2 separate regions of the Mus musculus genome follow, and region 2 is linked to region 1. The links are chromatin loops, found by intact Hi-C in ENCODE. Cell type or tissue: left cerebral cortex. All regions are shown on one strand. Each heading gives the region's core, and the rest is flanking DNA. Links, peaks and the distances in the headings are about the cores only.

What was found. A loop is a pair of places that touch in the nucleus more often than their neighbours do. Peaks named below come from ENCODE experiments on the same cell type or tissue, not always from the same donor. Only the 100,000 strongest peaks of a DNase experiment are listed, where the experiment ranks them.
Region 2: it touches region 1 in a loop (2.0-fold over the local background); 1 of 42 quality-filtered maps calls a loop at or near these places.

What each region holds. Positions count from the first base shown.
Region 1 is chr19:41,398,380-41,405,831 of GRCm38, forward strand. No RefSeq gene overlaps it. Among named protein-coding and RNA genes, the nearest start is that of Pik3ap1, 17 kb to the left of the region's middle. In left cerebral cortex, for the core only: no CTCF peak of the experiment used is centred there; a DNase peak (open chromatin) is centred at 4,426.
Region 2 is chr19:41,453,808-41,461,259 of GRCm38, forward strand. It overlaps the pseudogene Gm9788. Among named protein-coding and RNA genes, the nearest start is that of Gm33951, 12 kb to the left of the region's middle. In left cerebral cortex, for the core only: no CTCF peak of the experiment used is centred there; no DNase peak of the experiment used is centred there.

The DNA.
Region 1 (7,452 bases), core at 1,355-6,354:
GCAGAACACTGTGTACATAATAGATAGATAGATAGATAGATAGATAGATAGATAGATAGATAGATAGATAGATAGATCTTTAATGTGTACTTATTGCAAGAGTCAGTAGGGCTAGCCTTGTCTAAGGGGTTAAGCATCTGGGGAGTTGAGCTCCCTGGATCCTGACTCTGTTGGCTGGAACTGGTAAAGACACAGGAAAGGGACTTGAAAATCCTATTTTTTACCCCCAGTTCCCCAGAAAAACATTTCCTTGAGAGGCACCAAGGAACTTCATGAAGCCAATGCTGGTGCCAATCTTTTTAGATCCACTGAGCAGTACAGTCTCCTTCTTGTGTTAGACTTGTGTTACAGTATTTGAGTAGATTAAAACTTCAGTAGTTTAAGTGTGTGTGTGTGTGTGTGTGTGTGTGAGAGAGAGAGAGAGAGAGAGAGAGAGAGAGAGAGAGAGAGAGAGAGAAAGGGAAAGGGGACAGGAAGGGGAGGGGGAGGGGAGGGGGAGGAAGGGGAGGGGGAGGAAGAGAGGGAGAGGGGGAGGGGAAGAGGGAGGGGGAGAGAAAGAATACTCCTTACAGAAAAATTAAAGTATAGCAAAGTTAAGTACAACAGCAAAACCCTGCAGTGCTCTTAGGCATCAGTAACCCCACAGCAACACCGTGCTTGGCCCCTGCAGGGACACAAGGCTTCAGCCTCTGGTCTTCAAGTCCAGAAGGTACAAACATCTGGAAATAAACCAGGTTGTTTTTGTTCTTGTTCTAAGTCTTTAATACATTTTTTAAAAGGTTCATTTTTATTATTTTTAATTATGTGTAGGTGGCTGTGTCTGTGTCTGAGGGGGGGGAGGGGTGCACATGAACACAGGAGCCCAAGGTGGCCAGGGGCATCGGGTCAGCAGGAGCTAGGGTTACAGATGGTTTTGAACCCAGAAGTCAGAAGAGTGGGCCTGAATACCTGAGAGAAGCATGTATCTCAAACCCCTGCCCCCCTACAACTCAGGTGATGTGTTGGAAGAAGGAGCAAAAAGAAGCTAAGAACTGCAAGATGGGAGGAGCTCTGTGAAATGACTTCAGGACATGACACAAAATTTGAACCTATGAAATCACAGAAGCTGTGACTACCTGCACAAGACCTGTACAAATTCAAGATTGCCATCATTCTATCATGGATGATGGAGAGACAATGGGGTCCCAGCCCTGGCTGAGGAACTATTGCAGTTAATGCCTGGTGAGGGGTGGGAAGTCACACCCCTGGTGGTGGTTTGAATATTGTTGGCCCCAGAAGTGGCACTATTAGTTGGTGTGGCCTTGTGGGAGAAAATGTGTCACTGTGGAAGTGGGCTTTGAGACCCTCCTAGCTGTCTGGAAGGTAGTCTTCTCCTAGAGGCCTTAAGATGAAGACGTGGAACTCTCAGCTCTGCCTGCACCATGCCTGCCTGGATGCTGCCATGCCCCCACCTTGATGATAATGGACTGGACCTTTGAACCTGTAAGCCTGCCCCGATTAAATGTTTTCCATTGCCAGGCAGTGGTAGCGCACACCTTAAATCCTAGCACTTGGGAGGCAGAGGAAGGCAGACTTCTAAGTTCGAGGCCAGCCTGGTCTACAGATGAGTCCCAGGACATCCAGGGCTATACAGAAAAACCCTGTCTCAAAAAAAAAAAAAATGTTATCCATCGAGTTATCCAAGAGTTGCCTTGGTCATGGTGTCTGTTCACAGCAGTAAAACCCTAACCAAGACACACACACACACACACACACACACACACTATGATATAGACACTGGCAAATTGTTCTTTCTTAAGAAAATAACCTCCCACCATGCTCATGCAAGGAATCCACCCTTCTAAAGACAGTAGGCCACCAACAAAGAGATGAAAACAGAAGCATTTGTTGGAAGAAAAGCAGTTTGGTGGGAGAGGAAAGGGAGATAAGAGAGGATAACGGGCAGGGAATACCAAAGCACAGCGCTGATTTATGTGCGTGGATGTATACAATTGTGAAATATGGGGCGATGAGAACACTCAGTGGTGAAGCACTTACCTCATAAGCCCGTTGACCTGAGTTCTATCCCTGGAACCTGTGTAAAGGTGGAAGGGGAGAGAACCGACCCTGCGGAGTTGCCTTCTGACCTCCATATGTGCTTTGTGGCAGGAGCATGCCTACACCCATCGTACACGTGTGGAATGATAATAAAGAATGTTTAAAAAAAGAAAGTATGAAATAAAAGTAGGTTTTTCTTTAGCCATTATGATAGCAACAAGATTGTTCTGAATCTACTGTATGGTGACTATTGTGGAGTGCCCACCAGAGAAGACCGATCCAACATGGGTTTAAGCCAACGGAAAGTCTTTATTAGCCAACCAGTGACTTCACTGGGTGTTCAGATTCCCAATGTATCCCTGAGCCTTTCTCAGGGTGAGCTTTTAAACACAAAAACCATGTCCTGGGTTGGCATACTTCAGTTAGCAAGAACAGTTAGCCAGAAATGGAACTACAGAAGCCAATAAACAGCGCTAGTACATTTAGTCTTTCCCAGAACTTTGGACTTTGATGGATTAGGTCTTTGTTTTTGTTTTGAATGGGGTTCTATCTCTGTGCTGAGTTCTACAGCCTGAATGGTACTTTTCATCACAGAGTCAGTTATGATAAGGGTCTGGGGGGCCTACTAAGATCTGGGGGCCTAACTATCACTAAGCACTTAGGTTTTTTTTTTTATTATATTTGAGTGTGTGTGTGTGTGTGTGCGTGTGTGCATATGGGCCACAGTACCAGAGTGGAGGTTAAATTTACTTGAGGTATATATCTCAATATTTTCCACAGGTTTGTATGGCATATAATTCCCACCATCCTCAAGACACAGAACATATTCATTCATCCTCATGTGCCTTCTTAAAGGTTTGCTTTTATTACTTTTATTTACGTGTGTGTGTGTGTGTGTGTGTGTGTGTGTGTGTGTGTGTGTGTGTGTGAGCATATGTCACATGAGTGTAGGTACCCAAGAGGCCAGACAAGCCACCCAACCTGAGTGCTAGGAACCAAATTCATATCCTTCAGAAGAATAGCAAGTGCTCTTACGTACTGGGCCATCTCTCCAGCCCCTTCACATGTCCTTCTTAAAGCCCATTCCTCTCTATCTGTGTCCAAAGGTAGCTATGAACCTCTTTGCCATTGAGATGAAATTGATTTTCTAGTTTTGTGTTAAGGGAACCACGTAGTGCATGCTGTTGTGTCTGCCCTCCACTCATCCATGGTGTGTGTGTGTGTGTGTGTGTGTGTGTGTGTGTGTGTGTGTGTGTGTGTCATTGGTTTGTGCCTTCTATTGTGCATTAGAATTGTTAGAGTATACCACAATTTTTTCAAGTGGGGGTACACATGTACAAATATCTGTGAGTTCAAAGCCAGCCTGGTCTACAAAGCAAGTGCCAGGACAGCCAGGACTGTTACACTGAGAAACTCTGTCTCAAAAACAAACAGAGAGTATACTATAATTTTTAATCTGATAAACATTTGGCTCATTTGCACTTGAATAAAACTACTATAACCATTCAAGTATGATTCATTGCTTAAACATGAGTCTTAACTTATCCAGGCTAAATGTGTGTATTTAGATAGCAAATAAAAAATGTTTCCCTCCCCCTCCCCCTCCCTCTCTCATTTGTTTGCTTTGGTTTTGAGGCAGGGTTTCTCTGTGTAGCCCTGGCTGTCCTGAAACTCTCTTTGTACACCAGCCTGGCCTACAGACTCACAGAGATCCACCTGCCTCTGCCTTCCGAGTGCTGGGACTAAAGGCATGCCACAACCCTGCCAGATCTGGTTTTTTTAGAGACTACTGGATGCCTAAAGCTGATGAAGCAGGAAGTGAGGGAGGGATCAAGGAAGTTAGTATCAAAGTTACCCTGCAGAGTGTCTCTGGATATGCAGTGCTTCTACGTGTTTTAGACCATGGAATATCATCTCCAGATTCTCACTCCAGACTGTCTCCAGAAAATGCCGAATAAGGAAAAACCCTAAGCCAGTGGTTCTCAACCTTCCTAATGCTGTGACCCTTTAATAGAGTTCTTCATGTTGTAGTGACCCCAGCCATACATTTTTTTCATTGTTGCTTCATAACTGTAATTTTGCTACTGTTACAAATTGTAATGTAAATATCTGTGTTTTCCAATGGTCTTAGGTGACCCTTATGAAAGGCCAGGTTGACCCCCAAAGGGGTCGCTACCCACAGGTTGAGAACCACCACGCTAAAATATCCCCGGAAGAGGAAGTGGACGAGAAGTGATCAGCTGAGAGAATCCTTACTTTGTCTTCGATGTTTGCCAGAAAAGGGGACCTTAAGGCTTAATCCCTTCCTCCCTGAAGCCTTTACCACACATCCCAGATGAAGAGGAAGTTCTGTCAAAAGGGGAAGGACTACTAGCGGTGATAACCCACACGAAACCAGATTAAAAGTAACAACAGGACATTGTAGCCAGTTGACTGCACTGGAACTTCCAGATGGCAGGCACAGCCCAGGGCAGCTGTGGGGTCTGCTGGGCTAAATCATTCCAATCCACTCTCTGGTGGACCCAGCATGTGCTGCCTGACCGCTTTAGAATGACTCGTGGCCCAGCAGCAGGACTCTCCAGAGTCCTCAGGACACATGAGAAAGAGCATCTCTCTGTTAAAAAAAAAAAAAAAAGGAAAGGAAAGGAAAGGAAAGGAAAGGAAAGGAAAGGAAAGGAAAGGAAAGGAAAGGAAAGGAAAGGAAAGGAAAGGAAAAAGCCAAGCATATGGTCGAGGAGTAGAAAACATCCCTCTCAAAGCTCAAAGGGTCTCTTGAGTGTGCGATCTCGTTAGATCAAAGGGGAATGGACCAGAAGGAACAAAAGAGAAGACTTTACTGAAAGGTCTCTTTGAGAAATGCAACCACCGGGCGCAGAGGCAGGCGGATTTCTGAGTTCGAGGCCAGCGTGGTCTACAGAGTGAGTTCCAGGATAGCCAAGGCTATACAGAGAAACCCTGTCTTGAAAAAACAAACAAACAAAACAAAACAAAAACGAGAAATGCAACCAAAATAAAGGGAATGTAATTAACCCGACCTTCCTTTGCTGAAGGGATGAGCAACAAGAGAGCGCAGCCAAACAGCAGGAGCTGATGCAGTCACTAAAGACAATGCCAGAGACCATCATCCATTCAGCTGAGATAGTATGTGACAATCATTCATTCAACACACAGAACAGAAACAATGGACTGGACAGTGGGCTCAACCGCATCCCACTCCTCCATCCCTGAGAATAAGAAGGATAGTTTCCTACCTCACAGAGATGTGACAATATTTCATTGATTCTACATCCTCTTTTGCAGAAAAAAAATATTGATGTATATACTTTAAATAAATTGATTTCATGTATGTAAATGTCTCCAAAAGTTGATTTAAAATAGAATATGTTGGCAGGCGGTGGTGGCACATGCCTTTAATTCCAGCACTCAGGAGGCAGAAACTGGAGGATCTCTAAGTTTGAGGACAACCTTGTCTATAGTGCAACTTCCAGGACAGCCAGGTCTATATAGAGAAACCCTGTCTCAAAGAAAACAAAATGAAAATAGAATATTAAAAACAAACGAACAAACAAAAAAGAAAGAATATCAAAGAAAAAGTACATAAAGAAAAATACATGAAGCCAGGGTTGTAAAATGTTGCCACTTTTTATAAATGTTTTCAGTCATTTCAACTTACTCCCATTTATATTAAAACTATGTGACAAGATAGAGAGACAGCTCAGTGGTTAAAGGCACTGGCTGGCTGCTCCTCCAGTGGACCTGGATTCTATTCCTAACATACACCTAACAGTTCACAATCTTCTGTAACTTAATACCCAGGAGATCTGATGCTCTGTTCTGGTCTCTGTGGACATCAAGCACAAATGTGGTTCACAGATAGCCATGGAGATAAAACACCCAGTGCACATAAAATAAATTAATTACTTTAAAAAAATAAATAAAATAAAATAGGGATAGGAGTGGGGCTGGAGAGATGGCTCAGCAGTTAAGAGCAATGACTATTCTTCCAAAGGTCCTGAGTTCAAATCCCAGCAACCACATGGTGGCTCACAACCATCCGTAATGAGATCTGACACCCTCTTCAGGTGCATCTGAAGACAGCTACAGTGTACTTAGAGATAATAATAATATAAAATCTTTTAAAAAAAAACACTGGCTGATGCTCTTCCATAGGACCTGGGTTCAATTCCTAGTACCCACATGGCAGCTCACAACTGTCTGTAACTCCAGTTACAAGGGACCCAACACCCTCACACAGACATACGTGCAATCAAATTACCAGTAAATATAAAATAAAAATAAATTATAGAAAAAACCTATGTAAAACAAACAAACAAAAACTATGTAATAGTAATGTAGTGTGGCACATTTTAAATTCTAGCCATCAGGAGACAGAGGCAGGAGGATCTCTGCGAGTTGGAGGGCAACTTGGTCTACATAGGGAATTCCAGGTCAGCCAGGGCTACACAGTAAGACTTTTCCTCAAACTACACAGACAAGGTGCACACTCCTTTAATCCCAGCATTCAGGAGACAGAGGCAGGTGGATCTCTGTGAGTTTGAAGCCAGCCTGCTCTGCATAGTGAGTTCCAAAGCAGCCAAAATGACACAGTGAGACCCTGCCTTTAAAAAAAAATTGTATAAAGCAACTATATGATAAATATTAGAAAGGCTATTGCATAAAATGTTCCATTAATAAAGAAGTGTAACCCCAAGCTTATTTCAGTAGATGTTATGAAGGTAATGATGGATATAAAGATTTACATGCTGGAAACTAAGGAGTGAGCAAAAACTGCAGTTAACAGAGAGTATCTTGTACAGTGGTGAAGTAAACATGCCCATTACAAGTGGCTGATAGCCCGGGTCCCTCTGAGACCAGTCTGTGCAGGTCAGCTCTCGGACTGCAGAGAGTGAGTGAGCAGACTAGTCCCTGAGGGATCCGGCACCCAAGATGGCTCCCCAACCTGCTCTGGCAGAGCCCTTCCAGGCAGATACCTCTGTGCACCTTCCCTGCAAGAGGAGAGTTTGCCTGCAGAGAGTACTCTGACCACTGAGACTCAGGAAAGAGTTGGACTCCCAGGACTGCTGACAGAGGCTAACAGAATCACAGGAGGAACAAGCTCCAGCCAGAGACAACTATAACAACTAACGCCAGAGATTACCAGATGGCAAAAGGCAAATGTAAGAATCTTACCAACAGAAACCAAGACCGCTCACCATCATCAGAACCCAGCAATCCCACCTCAGCCAGTCCTGAATACCCCAACACACCCGAAAAGCAAGATTCGAATGTAAAACCATATCTCATGATGCTGGTAGAGGACTTTAAGAAGGGCATTAATAACTCACTTAAAGAAATACAGGAGAACACTGCTAAACAGGTAGAAGTCCTTAAAGAGGAAACACAAAAGTCCCTTAA
Region 2 (7,452 bases), core at 1,486-6,485, 56 kb after region 1:
GCTGTGTCCACATGGGCCTGTGGCCAACGACCTCAGGGAGAAGGAAGACTCACATTTGTCTTAGTTACAGGCTTTCGGGCATAGTTACAGAACCATAGCCTCTCTCAGAATCCTTCTTTTATGTAACTGTGGACATGAAGACTTATTCATTTATTTATGCCTAGACCTTATGCTAGGCCTGTTTCCAACTATCTCATACCTTATTATCCCATTTATGCTAATCTAAGTTCTGCCACATGGATGGTTAGTTAACTCTCCTCAGTTTCATACATCTGACTTCTTCCCAGTCTGAGTGGCAAATCTTTCCTTGCCTGACTCTTCCCCAGGGTTCCTCTATCCAGGTGTCCTACCTTACTATTCTGCCTTGTGCTATAGGCCATAGGCTTTTTTATTTTAACCAATTAGAAGGTGCCTTAGTCAGGCAAAGAAGGACAGGGACACATCTTCACAGAGTGTACAAAAACATCACTCTAACACTTCCATCTTTCTGTCTGCCCTTGAAATCCAAGACTTGCTGAGGATTGGATTATAAACTTTAATTTTTCAAAACCTACTTTTAATGATGGTGTAACACTCTGAGAGCCTTAACTTATCGGAAACCCCCTGAGTGGACAACTCAGAGTTGAGAATTGAGGAATTTTATTGTTCCAGCAAGCTGGGGTCGCCCTGCACACAAAGGAGAGAGAAGGACCACGCGCAGCCTGATTGGTGAGTTTTTATACAGTTTTCAGAGCAGCAGCCATTAGGCACAATGTGATTGGCAGAACAGTGTGACTTTTAAAAACTGATTGGTCTTTAGGGAATGAGGTGGCAAGGACTTTCCTTGTCTGCAGGTGGTCAACAGTCTCAGGATGTGTCTACTTGCTCTGGTCCACAGGTGGCCAATGGTCGATCCCATCCCGTGTCTGTCTGTCTGTGTCTGTCTGTCCGTCTGTCGTCCTGTGTCGTGTGTCGTGTGTCCCCCCCCCCCCCCCCCCCCCCCCCCCGCCTGTGGTCTGAGGAATGTAGTTAGCCTCTCCCTTCTGGAGGGGAGGGGTGCCTGTGTGCTCTCTGACCTTTCTCTTCCAGGAGAGGAGGGGTCTGGTGGAATTTTCCAAAGGTCCTGAATTGATCTCTTCAGTGGTTCTTAAATGCTTTAACCTCCCTTCTAGCCCAGCACCCACCAGAGGATACAAGGGATACAGGGGAAATGAACCTGTTTAGAAAATGTTCTTTAGTACAAATCCCATCAGCATTGGTCAGGAAATCAGCAGTTCAGTTCACAGGCCAGCAGTGGCAGCTCAATCCACTTGAAAATACTTCACGAATATACCAGCAGTCCAGTTCAGTCGAGACGGGATAGCAAGCATGAATCAGCAGCAGTGGCGTGACCCAGCAGAGACAGCCAGGCCTCAGTGTCAGCATGAGTCAGCAGGCCTCAGTGTCAGCATGAGTCAGCAGAAGGAATTCAGACCAGCAGGGAAGCCAGAAAAACATTCTCAGTTGAGCCTCTCTCAAGGAAGTAAGGATTGGCAAGGGCATGAGACCAAAGAAGCATTGCAGGAGCTAGTTCTACCAGCAAGCCCCTCTCACAGTCCCTTGAGTCCCTATTTGTACTCCCTCCAAATATCATGTGTCCTCCATGGGTCTTACCTCACATGTGTTGCCTCAGCATGTGAGTCTGTCTTAGCAAAACTCCTCCCTGTATCAGCTGACGTCACTCTGCCAATCGGCCAAGTCCTCAGAAGCTTCAAGAAGCCACAGCACACTACCAGAAATTTTTTGGTCTATTTCTTCTCTCTATGGAGTCATGACAAATGGAACTCAACTACAAAATGTAAGGCAGACCAATAAATGTGTGTTGTTATCGAAGAATCCTTCATCACGAGTTCTTTCACGAGTCTGCTTCAGCAAAATATCCTTTCACCTGTGTCTGCTTCAGCAAAACACTCCTTGTGTTTGTCCCAGCAAGACACCATTCAACGCAAATGACTTTCCAAACAACCCTTAAGTTTTCACTTCCTTTGATGGTCACAAGCTAACGGCTGGCAGCTCTCTGCTGACTGATAGATGAACACCTTCAAATCCTCGTTCAAGAGAATTTCCCTGTCTCTGTCCTTGGCCAGGGGATTGGCAGGACCCCACTGAATGTTATTTCTACATCCAGGCCAGAGATTCTGTCCTCCTGACCAGGAGTTTCCCCTTAAGAGGCCTTCATTGCTACTTTCTCATTGCTAAAGAGGAAACCCTAAATCATCTAGGACCCAGACCAAAGACCAGAGCTAGGCGGCAGAATCTGGGAGGAGATGACGCAGGTGAAGCTGTGATCACCATATATTGTATGGAAAAAACAGTTTCAATTAAAGTTATGGTAATAAAATAAAAAATAAGTCCCTAATTCTTTTGGCATCTTTGCTTTGGGAGGGATGAAACTACCAAGAGTCCCCAGGATGTTTCTGGCTTTCAATCAAGAAAGAAACGGGTTGCTTTTCTTTGGGGTCTTTTTATCCTAAACTGTCTAACCGATTTCTATCTCTTATACCATCTCCCTCCTTCTGAAGCTGTAAACCCAAATGGCATCACAGACTCAGGGTGATGACTGATCTGGCTTTTTCCAGCAGAATTGGGAGTGTTGGGTGACCACATTAGAATAGCCTTCAACTATGGTTATTAAACACGCAGAAGATCAGTTGCACTAGTCTGGAACTTTTGACTATTGTATACTGTTTGAAAAAACAGATAGTTCTAAATAAACTTTAGACATAGATTTTATAGATCTTAGTCAGTCCTTGTAATTATTGATCAACGGCATTAGAAACTTTAACGTATCATCTCTAAGTCTCATCTTTTATGTACCTTGAGGAACTCACTCACATCTTCATTACTTGCAAGTGATTTCCAGTCTTCTTTCCCATTCTGGAATCATCCAGTCGTCATCTTAATCTTCATATAAAAATAAATCACCCTTTACTAAAACAACAGCCATGCATATCTCCTTCTAACATCTTATTTTATTTACTTGTCCCCTTTCTTAATACCATGAGACATAAGGACATTAACAAAGAATTTGCTATAATTATAATTTCTTATAATACTGTAAGAAATTTCTTCCTGGGAGGTGGAGGGGCTAAGCAATGTTGTCTAAATTAATTGGGATTTATCATGTAATGAAAATGGGTGTGGGTTACTGACAGTATGTGGCCACCCAAAACCAGCTTCACTGGAAAGTCTCTATCCTGTATGTAGAAATAGTTTCCCATAGTTGCCTAAGTGGGGAATCTCCTGTCTCCATACCAGGCCTGTGCCTTCCTGGCTTGATTGTTCAGGAAGAGACCTTGGCAGGTCGCTGTGATGCTCCCTGCTAATGCAACACGCCTCTGCCAGTTTATAAAACACAGCAGTGGTGGGACAGGCTTTTAGTTCCGGCACTTGAGAAGCAGAGACAGATGGATCTCTGAGTTCGAGGCCAGCCTGGTCTATAGAGTGAGTTCCAGGACAGCCAGGGCTACCCAGAAGAAGGTCAACCAAAACCAAAAGAGCCTTTTGGTGTAATGTGATACCCCAGGCTGAATCCTGGATTTAACAAGGAAATTAGCAGTTCAATGAGAAGGTGAGGTCCAGTCTGGCAGTGTGGCTGCTTATGGTTAAAGCCATTTAAAGTAGTCAGGAGTTCAGTTAATAACTCAGTAAAACCTTCGTGCAAAGGGCGTGTCTTATAAGATGTGCTGATTAAAGCGGTGGAATGGTTTGTTTCTCCTTCACTTCCTAGGTGCCAATTCTTTCAAGACTAGTCCTAAACTAAGACTGTGAGGTCACAGACCCCAGCCAATGGGGGTAAAGACACCGACACCACCTAAGTTAGGATAAAAATGTGTTCCCTCTGTGTTCACTCTTCTGAGTGAGCCTGACTGATCAAGGATAGAGCTTCCCTTGTCTAGACACTTATGGTGCAGTGGTGATCTCTTTCTTGGAGACCCTAAACATATTTCTGGCAGCATCTCCTTCTTGAGATGAGGCCTCGTTCTGTAACCTTGCCTGGTCTCAAACTGGCTATTACCTGCCTTAGCCTCCTGGGATTACAGACACATGCAACCAAGATCAGCTTTATAATGTCTTCTTGTAGAGAATGTAATGAAGGTTTACCCTTAGTGGTGAATTCCTCTCCAAGACTATCTGTATCTGGTCTCCAAGAGGCCAGCTGACAGACCTCTGCATAAGACAGAAGCCCATGTGCCTTCCATGCCCAGCTCTGTCTGGCTTTCACCTTGAAGTTTCTGGAAATTTCTGACAGCTTCAGGATCTTGCCTCTTAGGACCCATGAAAATCAGCTCATCACAGAGTAAATGAAGGTTGTTTTTGCTCTTTGTTCAATAAGGAGGCACTTTTTATTTTTATGTTTTTCATTTTATCTATCTATCTATCTATCTATCTATCTATCTATCTATCTATCTACCCACCCATCCATTTTTGCTTATTTGTTTGAGACAGGGTCTTTCTATATGGTCCTGGCTGTCCTGGAACTCTTTATAGACCAGGCTCTCCTTGAACTCACAGGGATGGCCTCTCAAGTGCTGAGATTAAAGGTGTACATTGCTACTTCTTTTTTTGTTGTTGATGGTGGTGGTTTGTTTGTTTTTTTTTCCGAGACAGGGTTTCTCTGCATCGCCCTGGCTGTCCTGGAACTCACTTTGTAGACCAGGCTGGCCTCGAACTCAGAAATCCGCCTGCCCCTGCCTCCTGAGTACTGGGATTAAATGTGTGTGCCACCATACCTGGCTACATTGCTACTTCTAAAGGAAACTCAAATTCCTCAAATTCCAAAAGGCAGTCCAAATATCCAGAAATGAGGATTTCTGGCACTTAGAAGTCAGCATTCCTTAGGAATTTGTGAAACTGGTTCCTATCTACCAAAAGGAGTCATTTCTCTTACCTCTGGCAGAAGGGACACATGGCTACCTGTGGTACCTATTAGCATATCAAAGTCTATGCTGGTCTCTAGACTAACTCAAGTTCTCAAGCAACACACACACATTTCAAAGTGTACACCCTAGCCCTCCTAACCTTACCCTTCCTTACTCTAACCTCCCTCCAGCTCCTGGGCTGCTGCTCTCCACCAACTATTCATGCGCTCTCTCTCTCTCTCTCTCTCTCTCTCTGCTGCTGCTGCTGTTCTCTGCTCTTACTGTGTATTCTCTATTCTCTCTCCCCTGCTGTCCTCCCCATTTCTTGCAGATAGCCCTAGCCATGTCCAGTATGTTTACTTTTTCTCTCTGCTTTAGATTCTTCTAGACACCTCTGGCTATTCTTTCTCATATCTACAATAAAAATCTTCCTTTTAACTATACCATAGAATGGCCAGACATGTCATTAGTTTATACATATACTAGGCCTTGCTTTTATTAGGAAGAAAAAATATGAAAGTTTTGAAATGTACATTTTACTAAGGTTCAGTGAAGACATTTGAGTATTTTCTGTGATTTTTTTAAACCAAACTTTCCTTTTCTTTTTTAAAATAAGATTATTTTTGAGGCCCTCCTTTGGTGTTAGATGCTTCCATTCTGCCTAACTCAGATGCACTTTAGAAGCTCTCAGATATAACAATTGTAACAGAAATTTTCCATGGAAACAGCTTTTGATTGCTTCTTAGCTATAAATAGCTCTTTCCTAGTTATTCTTCTAAAAGGTGTTCCTTTCAGTCATCTGACACAGACTATAGTTTGTTTGCTTTCCCTAAAGGCTAGAAGAAAAGACCATGTGTTCAGGAAAATATAGGTTACCATAAAATATGATTCTAAGGGCTTGTGAAAAAAATATGGTTCTTTAAGGTCTTAGAAAATGAGGCATATTTCTTCAAAAATTAAAATAAATAAATTAAAAATAAAAATACAGGGTTAGAACTGGGGGAAGGGGAAATAAGCCAGTAACAGAGAAGAGCATCCTACTGCATTACTGTTGTTGTTGTTATTGTTATTATCATATTAAAAAGTTAGTAACTCGCCTTTGTCTTCTCCCAAGCCTGCCTGAAAATGTCATACTTCGGCCTGGAGACTTTCAACGAGAACCAATCTGAGGAGAACTTGGATGAAGAAAGTGTGATTTTAACGCTGGTCCCCTTTAAGGAGGAGGAGGAGCCAATTACAGACTACCCTACGCAATCAAATGTTTCTTCTTCAACCTTAGACCACACACCACCAGCCCGTTCTCTGGTGAGGCATGCTGGAATCAAACACCCAACCAGAACCATACCAAGCACCTGTCCTCCGCCCAGCCTGCCTCCTATTAGGGACGTGTCCCGGAACACTCTTCGGGAGTGGTGTCGGTATCATAACTTGAGTACGGATGGCAAGAAAGTTGAGGTCTATTTGAGACTTCGGAGACACTCCTATTCTAAACAAGAATGTTATATTCCCAATACATCTCGGGAGGCCAGAATGAAGCAGGGTCCCAAGAAATCCAAGATAGTCTTCAGAGGAATCGGGCCTCCAAGCGGGTGCCAAAGGAGAAAGGAGGAGAGTGGTGTCCTGGAAATTCTAACTTCACCTAAGGAGTCCACATTTGCAGCCTGGGCAAGGATTGCCATGAGAGCAGCTCAGTCAATGTCTAAGAATCGATGTCCTCTTCCGTCTAATGTGGAGGCCTTTCTGCCACAAGCCACTGGATCCAGATGGTGTGTTGTCCATGGCAGGCAGCTCCCTGCAGATAAGAAAGGTTGGGTTCGCCTGCAATTTCTTGCTGGACAGACCTGGGTTCCAGACACTCCCCAAAGGATGAATTTTCTCTTCCTGTTACCGGCCTGTATTATCCCAGAACCAGGAGTGGAAGATAATTTGCTATGTCCTGAATGTGTTCACAGCAACAAGAAGATCCTAAGAAACTTTAAAATAAGAAGCCGTGCAAAGAAAAATGCCCTACCCCCAAATATGCCGCCGTAGACAAGATTTTACTCTGATCTAAAGGGAATGGAAGAATATTCTGTGATCCCTATAATGGCTAAAAACAAACAAACAAAACAAAACAAACAAACAAAAACCTGGCTGTCAGTCATCAGAAGCCCCTCCTCCTGTCTCCCAGCAGAGTGGAGACTCTGTTGACAAATCAGCATCCATCTCTCTAACAACAGCCCGCTGCATTTTAACATCTCTGACTGACAGCTCCTCATGGCCTCGTGCTGGATTGGCTAAATGCTTAGCTACCTGAGAAATGATTCGGTTTTACTGGGTTTGTTTTGCTGTACTTTTTTTATATAAATTTTCTTGGCGGGGGGAGATGGGGAGCAGTTTCATATTAGCAAAGCAGAAAGTACTTTTTTAAAAAAATATATAATTTTTTTTGAGTATGGCTTTATCATGTAGCAACTCCAGTGGACCTGGAAATTCTAGGTAGACCAGACACGTGTTGGGTTTTACATGCCTGTACAATACCACCTAGCCAGTACTGATGTATGTTTGACTAGTATAGAGTTCATTGCTTGTG